Linked DNA regions of Homo sapiens: regions 1 and 2 are each linked to region 3. A link is a loop called in an ENCODE intact Hi-C map of the cell type or tissue named here. Cell type or tissue: endothelial cell of umbilical vein. All regions are shown on one strand.

Evidence for each region. A loop is a pair of places that touch in the nucleus more often than their neighbours do. Peaks named below come from ENCODE experiments on the same cell type or tissue, not always from the same donor. Only the 100,000 strongest peaks of a DNase experiment are listed, where the experiment ranks them.
Region 1: it touches region 3 in a loop (10-fold over the local background); 8 of 110 quality-filtered maps call a loop at or near these places.
Region 2: a loop joins it to region 3, with 11 times the contacts of the local background. A loop is called at or near these places in 28 of 110 quality-filtered maps.

The regions. Positions count from the first base shown.
Region 1 is chrX:53,830,933-53,833,432 of GRCh38, reverse strand. No RefSeq gene overlaps it. Among named protein-coding and RNA genes, the nearest start is that of HUWE1, 150 kb to the right of the region's middle. In endothelial cell of umbilical vein, a CTCF peak has its summit at 1,338 (motif pointing right); a DNase peak (open chromatin) is centred at 1,342.
Region 2 is chrX:53,481,353-53,483,852 of GRCh38, reverse strand. No RefSeq gene overlaps it. Among named protein-coding and RNA genes, the nearest start is that of HSD17B10, 48 kb to the right of the region's middle. In endothelial cell of umbilical vein, a CTCF peak has its summit at 1,546 (motif pointing right); a DNase peak (open chromatin) is centred at 1,582; H3K27me3 peaks cover 162 bases.
Region 3 is chrX:53,312,055-53,314,554 of GRCh38, reverse strand. All of the region lies in intron 1 of IQSEC2 (IQ motif and Sec7 domain ArfGEF 2), which reads left to right. Among named protein-coding and RNA genes, the nearest start is that of IQSEC2, 8.0 kb to the left of the region's middle. In endothelial cell of umbilical vein, a CTCF peak has its summit at 1,407 (motif pointing left); DNase peaks (open chromatin) are centred at 1,024 and 1,394; H3K27ac peaks cover 619 bases.

The DNA.
Region 1 (2,500 bases), 520 kb before region 3:
GTGGAAATGTAAATTAATACAGCCACTATGAAAAACAGTATGGAGATCTCTCAAAAAACTAAAAATAGAACTAAGATATGATCTAGCAATCCCACTACTGGGTATTTATCCAAAGGAAATTAAATTAGCATATTAAAGAATACCTGCACCCCCCCATGTTTATTGCAGGACTGCTTACAATAGCAAAGATATAGACTCAAGGTAAGTGTCCATCAACAGATGAATGGATAAAGAAAATGTGGTATGTATACACAGTATAATATTATTTGGCCATAAAAAATGAAATCATGTCATTTATAGCAACATGGATGGTATTGGAGGTCATTATGCTTAGTGAAATAAACCAACCACCAAAATACAAATATCACATGTTCTCACCCATATGTGGGAGCTAAAAAAGTTGATCTGGAGGTAGAAAGTAAAATGATATATATTAGAGGTTGAGAAGGATATGTGTTAGGGAGATGAACCGAGAGGTTGGTTAATGGGTACAAACATACAGTTATACAGAAGGAATAAGTTCCAATGTTCAATAACAGAGTAGGATAACTACAGTTAACAACAATGTATTGTATATTTCAAAATAGCTAGAAGAGAGGACTTGTAATGTCCCCAACACATAGAAATGATAAATACTTGAGGTGATGCATACCCTAAATACTCCAACTTGATCATTACACATACATGCAGGTAACAAAATATCACATGTACCTCATAAATATGTACAAATATTATGTATCAATAAAAATTTGGAAATTAAACAACACACTCCAAATAATCCATGGGTAAAGAAATAAATCATAAGGGAAATTAGAAAACTGTTTTGAACAAAATGAAAATGAAACACACAACAAATTAAATTTTATGGGATTTAGTAAAAATAGTGCTTAGATGGAAATATATGCTTGTAAGTGTTTCTATTAGATAAGTAAGATCTAGGAGTGATGTCAGCAAAGTGGCAGAATAGGAAGTCCTAGCCCTGATCCCACCACAGAAACACCAATTTAACAATACAGAGACCAAAATACCTTTATTAGTAATTCAGAATCCAGTTAAGAAATTGTCGTTCTTCAAAAAAGCACAAAATCAGTAACAGCCACATTGAAACAAGTAAGAAAAGGAATTTCACTTTACCTGCGTAAGCCACCCCCTTACACTGGGCCAGCTCAGTGCTGAGAGAGATGGTCTCAGCCCACGACTTCTTCTTCAGGAGGAAGATGTAGTGGAACATGCATTCAACATCCTTAGTATTTTGAGGCACTACCTGAGGGACCTGTTTCTGTCCTATCTCAACCAATCTCCAGTATGAGATTTCTGAGGGAACTGGCATAGTTTGAACACCTGGGGGCAGCCAAGAGAAAAGATAAAAGGTGGACAGCATACCGCAGCCAGTACAGTTCTGTAGGATCAGGAGAAGGAACGGGACCCCGAGACTTCTTCCTCAGGAGGGAGGGAGAGGAGTGGAGCATGCATCCAATGTTACAGCCTTTCAGTGTACTGCCCTAGGAAAAAGAAGGTAGCTTACTGTTGCCAACAGGACTCTATGAGATTGGGAGAATGTGTATAACTGTGAGCATGCACATCCACAGTAAAGGTTTGAGAGGCTCTCAAGGGATTAGTAACCAGAATATATAAGGAACTCAAATAACGACAGCAAAAAACCCAATAATAATACAATTAAAATATGGGCAAATGATCTGAATTGACATTTCTCAAAAGAAGACATGCAAATGGCCAAAAGGTATATGAAAAAATGCCCAACGTCACTAATCAGAGAAATGCAGATCAAAACCACAATGAAACTTCATCTCACCCCAGTTAAAATGGCTATTATCAAAAAGACAAATTAGAATATGTGGAAAGCAAAAAAAAAAAGAAAACAAAAACAAAAAGACAAAAAATAACAAATGTGGATAAGGATGTGGAGAAAAGGGAACTCTTATACATTGTTGTTGGGAATGTAAAGTAGTGCAGCCATTATGGAAAAAAAGTGTGGAAGTTTCTCAAAAAACTAAAAATAGAACTACCATATAATCCGTAAATCCCACTGCTGGGTATTTATCCAAAAGAAAGTAAATCAATATATCAAAGAGATCTCTGCAACCTCACGTTTATTGCAGCACTGTTCACAATAGCCAAAATTTGTAATCACCCTAAATGTCCATCAGCAGATGAGTGGATAAAGAAAATGTGGTACATATACACAGTGGAATACTATTCAACTATGAAAATGAATGAAATTCTGTCATTCATGGCAACCTGGATGAACCTGGAGGATAGGATATAATGTTAAGTGAAATAAGTCAGGTACAGAAAGATAAATGCCAGAAATTCTCACTCATATGTGGGAGCTAAAAAAATTCAGCTTATAAAAGTAGAAGGTAGAATCATGGTCATTAAAAGCTGGAAAGGGGAGGGAGGAAGGTAGGGTAGGGAAAAGCTAGTTAACAGAAACAAAATTATAGCTAGATGGGAGGAATAAGTTCTAGTGTTCTATAGC
Region 2 (2,500 bases), 170 kb before region 3:
AGCCAGAATAAATGGGTCCTGAAACCAAGGGGTAGAAGTAGGAGTAGCTCCTCTCATTATTACAACTAATAACCTACTCACAGAATTTTTGCTTCCTGTCTCAGCAATTTTGAGCTTTGCTAGTTTGGAGATCTTAGTCCTCAAAGGGAGACTGTTTCTTCCAGGGGACACAACAATAATTCCAGTGAATTGGAAAGTGAAAAATGTGTGACATTTTGGGCTCCTTATGCCAATGAAACCACAAGCCAAAAAAGGGGATGAGGTAAGACTTAATTTACTGGCTCGAGTGATTGATCCTAATTACCAAGTGGAAGTTGAGCTGTTGCTACACAAGGGAGGCAAAGAGGACCATGTTTGCAACCCGGAGAATTATCTGGGGTGCCTCTTAGTACTTCCATGCCTAATAGTAAAGTTTTGTTATTGTTGTTGTTGTTGTTTGTTTTGTTTTTTGTTTTGAGACGGAGCCTTACTCTGTCACCCAGGCTGGAGTACAGTGGCACGATCTTGGCTCACTGCAACTTCCGTCTCCCGGGTTCAAGTGATTATCCTGCCTCAGGCTCCTGAGTAGCTGGGACTACAGGCGCATGCCACCACGCTTGGCTAATTTTTGTATTTTTAGTAGAAACGGGGTTTTGCCATGTTGGTCTCAAACTCTTGACCTTAGGTGATCTGCCTGCCTTGGCCTCCCAAAGTGCTGGGATTACAGGTGTGAGCCACCGTGCCTGGCCCCCATAGTAAAGATTAATGGTTAAACTCCATTAAAAGGTTAAACTCTAGTAACTCAAAACAGGCAGGATGATCAAGTACTCAGACCCTTCCAGAATGAAAGTTTGGGTGACTCCTTCAGGTAGAAAAGAGCATCTGAGGTTCTGAATGAAGGCAGGGGAAATGCAGAATGGATAATAACAGAAGAAGGAAGCCATAGATGTCAATTACAGCCTTGAGATCAATTACAGAAATGAGTACTATATTACCTTTCCTCATTTGCCTTCTGCTTGTTATATGTATGTGTTTATTTGCATAATCTAGCCATGTTCTTTTTCTCTTTTTCCCATTTTTATTTTATATACAAGAAGTTGGAAGGTAATTTTACAATTTACTCTTTAGGTACTAGGATATCAGCAGGACCATGGCTAAATTTGAGGAGTAATTAATACAGAAAGTGATGTGTCTTCTCATTTGGGTGAAAGGGTAACAACTTCCTCCCTTGTAAGAAGGATAGCTATATCTTGTTGGGTAGGAGTAAAGTTGTGTTATTCTCTTTTTTTTGAGACAGAGTATTGCACTGTCACCCAAGCTGGAGTGCAATGGCGGGATCATAGCTCACTATAACCTCAAACTCCTGGCCTCGAATGATCCTCCCACCTCGCCCAAGCTGTTTTGTTGTACAAGAATTCAAATATGTGCACATGAAAGCCAAGAAGTCAAAGGGGTGGACTGTACCACTTACCAATTTTTACCTCTCAGCTTCAAATTCACTCTTCTGCCTGCTCTGTGAAAACAGATCTGGTCCCTTTACTTGTTTCCTTTGCCACCTGGCACTGAAGCTTTGCCAGTAGAGGGCACTGGAGAGACATTTCAAGAAGGAAAAAGGTTTTGCTTCCCGGTGCTGGAGTGCCCACTTTGCAGGTTACTGCAGTGTCTGCAGCTTTCTATAGCAACAGAGTCCTACAACTTCTCCAGTGCCTGGCTCCCACAGTGTGTGGTGACCAGCAGCACCCAGTAGCCAGCAGCCTCCCTCTGGAATTCCCCATCAGATGGGTTAGTAGCAGTTTGCCTCTGGCTCCTGAAGGACTCACAGCTTCTCCATTTTCCAGCTTTTGTAGTGCAGGGCAGCCAACAGCACCCAGTAGCCAGCAACATCCCCTGGCACTCTCCCTCAGGTAGTTTTGTGGCAGAGTGCCTCCAGTGAGACACCTCCCCATGAACAGCTTTCACTGGCACTCTAGATGGTGGATTTCTGGCAAGTTCCAGCAAGCAGATTTCCAGCAAATTCTGCCATTCAAAGAGTCACAGCCGTATTCTCTCCAAGGACTGATCTCAACCCTGAACTAAGGTGGGTGCAGGGACAACAGGGAAGGGTCTTCCTTTGGTGCTCGATTTCAGTCATACTCATGCTTTCCTATGCCTTTTTTTTTTTTAAGAGAGAGAGACAGGGTCTCACTCTGTCACCCAGGCTGGAGTACAGCAGAGCTGTGATCACAGCTCACTGCAGCCTCAAACTCCTGGGCTCACATGATCCCCCTGCCTCAGCCTCCCGAGTAGCTAGGACTACAGGCACATGCCACCATTCCCCGCTCCTATACCTTCTTGAATGTATGGAATATATTTATAACAGCTGTTTTCACGTCCTTTTTCTACTCATTCTATCATCTGGATCATTTCTGGGTCATGTTCTGTGGATTATTTTTCCCCTCATTATGGGTTGTATTTTCCTGTTTCTTTGCATGCTTGATAATTTTTTATTGGGCGTCAGATGTAAATATTGAAACGGGAAAAG
Region 3 (2,500 bases):
GTTCCCAGGCTGGACTCAGCTGTTACCTCTCCTATGTCTGTTTGCTGGTGTCTCTGATGTTTGGTCTATCCTTGACCCTCTCAATGAGCACATTGCCCCTTTTTATTCCTTCATGGTTGTTTACATCTCATGTCCCCTCTGTTAGACTGAGACCCCCTTCAGATTTACATTTAACTGACATATACTGAGTGCATTTTGTGTGTCAGGTTCTGTGTTAGGTGCTGTGGGCATGAGTGAAGGAGCTAAAAGCTTGGAAACACATAGCACAGCACATAGTAGCTGCTTAATAAATACTGAGTAGATAAATGAATGTCTGATTGAGTCCTGCTGAACTAATAGCCAAAGGTACCTAATTTTTTCTTCCTTCCAGGACTCCTGTAGTAAGAAATGACAACTTCAGAATTCTCTTGGGGTAGGCACAGTAGCTCCCAGCACTTTGGGAGGTCAAGGCGGGAGGATCACTTGTGCCAGGGAGGTTGAGGTTACAGTGAACTATGATTGTGCCACTGCACTCCAGCCTGGGCAACAAATTGAGATCCCATCCCTAAGGAAAAATAAATTCTTTTGGCTTTTCTGTGGCTTTTTTCTCATGCTCCCTGGAGCCATTTTGGCCTTTGCTGTCTCTTCTCACGCTCACCAGCCTTCCGATTCATAGAATGTCAAGGTAGCAGACTTGGACGAGACTTTGGAGACATTTAGACCAATCTGCTGATCATTATCTCTCCCTGCCATGTCAGGCTGTGGTCCTGACCCTCGATGCCAAGTCTTCTGTTCTGAAAGGAGCAAAGAGGCCTGCACAGGACCTGTGTGCAGTTCACTCAGCCCAGTGGGAAGTTGCTTATTTATCCATCAAACCTTTCTTGAGCTCAGACCCTGAGCTGGACATGGTATCTCAGGGTTGACATAAGACTTGGCCCCTCTGCCTCACTCACTGCAGTGTTCCCTGGCAGGATCATAAACATTGGTCATGGGGAAGAATGCTTAGTAAGTGACTTACTTCCTCTTTTGGGGAAGCTCGTTTAGGGCAACATAATTTGCCAGTTACTATAACTTCCTCATGGTATTTGGTTTCTCTCCAAGCCTGCCTGTTGGAAGCATTTACACGGGGAAGCCCATTCCCCAGTGCTTAGTAGCTGAAGCTCTCTGGGACCTTAGCATTCAGAGAAAGTGTGGTGCCATGGAAGGACTTTGTGTAACTCTAGGCAAATCACTTCACTTTCAGAGCCTCAGTTTTCTCAAGTAGTAAATAGGAATAAAACTGTATTTTCTGATGCATGAGATTCATGTTGCCAGCCCCCTACCTCCCTCAAAAAAATTGTATCAGAAAATTTCCTGGCTGCCTGGCATACCGTACATCAAGGTCCTGATCAGGCTGGAAAGCTGAGAATGGAAAATAATACATGAGACTGCCCTGCCCCCTAGAGGCGGAATGTGGCAAACACACAACAATGCAAAGACCGATGCATCGCATCCCTTTCAAAACAAAGATGACAAGCCAGAGCTACACGGCTGATCAGGATTATTCCTCCAACATTTTAGATGTAAATGTATCACTATCATCACCTAATAGGTACCATTTCACTAATGTTTCACTAGTGCATTTCGTTGGAGCGATGTGATTTTTATACCTTTTTAAAGGAGTGATAGGACTGCATATCCAGGCCCTGTGATTTCCTGCTGGATTCCAGGATACAGCATACTGCATTCACCTGAATAAAACCAATATTTTCCTTCATATAACCACTTTAGAATTATTGTCATTATATCTGTGATGAAAAGTACCTAACTTGGCTCTTCCCCCACATTTTCTTATAAATCTGAGAGGCATCTCTCACAACTGTATATCTGATATGCCAGCCAATTCATAAACAACCCATCTCATTGTGATGGTTGTGAAAATTAAATAAGATGACGTAGGTGAAGCGCTGAGCACACAGTATGTGTTTACTCAGCGATAGCCATTATTATTAATAATAACTCTGTAAAGCTCTGTGCTGTGGGAGGACAGGAGGAGAAACCATGTGGCAGCTCACCACATTTCAGAGAGAGAGGTCAGTCCAGTGAACATTGCATGCCAGGATGTGCCATGCCTTGTGCCATCACAGGCAGAGAATTCTATGATTAGTATATAGTTCCTGGCTTCAAGGTGCTCATAATTGGGTGGAGAAGGTGGTGGTGGAAATAGACGATTGCAGTGTGCTATCCAGTGTGTCATGCCAGAGGGGAGCACAGGGGGCCACAGGTGCTCAAAGGAGAGACATCACCCTGGACTGTCAGGGAAGGCTTACTGGAGGAGGTGATACCTGAGCTGAGGCTTGGAGGATGAGTTTGAGTTAGCTAGGTGAAGAAGGACAGCATGTGGGTTGGTGGGAATTGGGGGCAAAAGGGAGGTTAAGGCAGAGGGGCCAGCATGAGCAAACACACAGAGGTATGGGCCCAGCAGGATATGTGTATGGGGAGGTTTTTTGTTTGTTTGTTTTGTTTTTTTATGAGTTCAGTA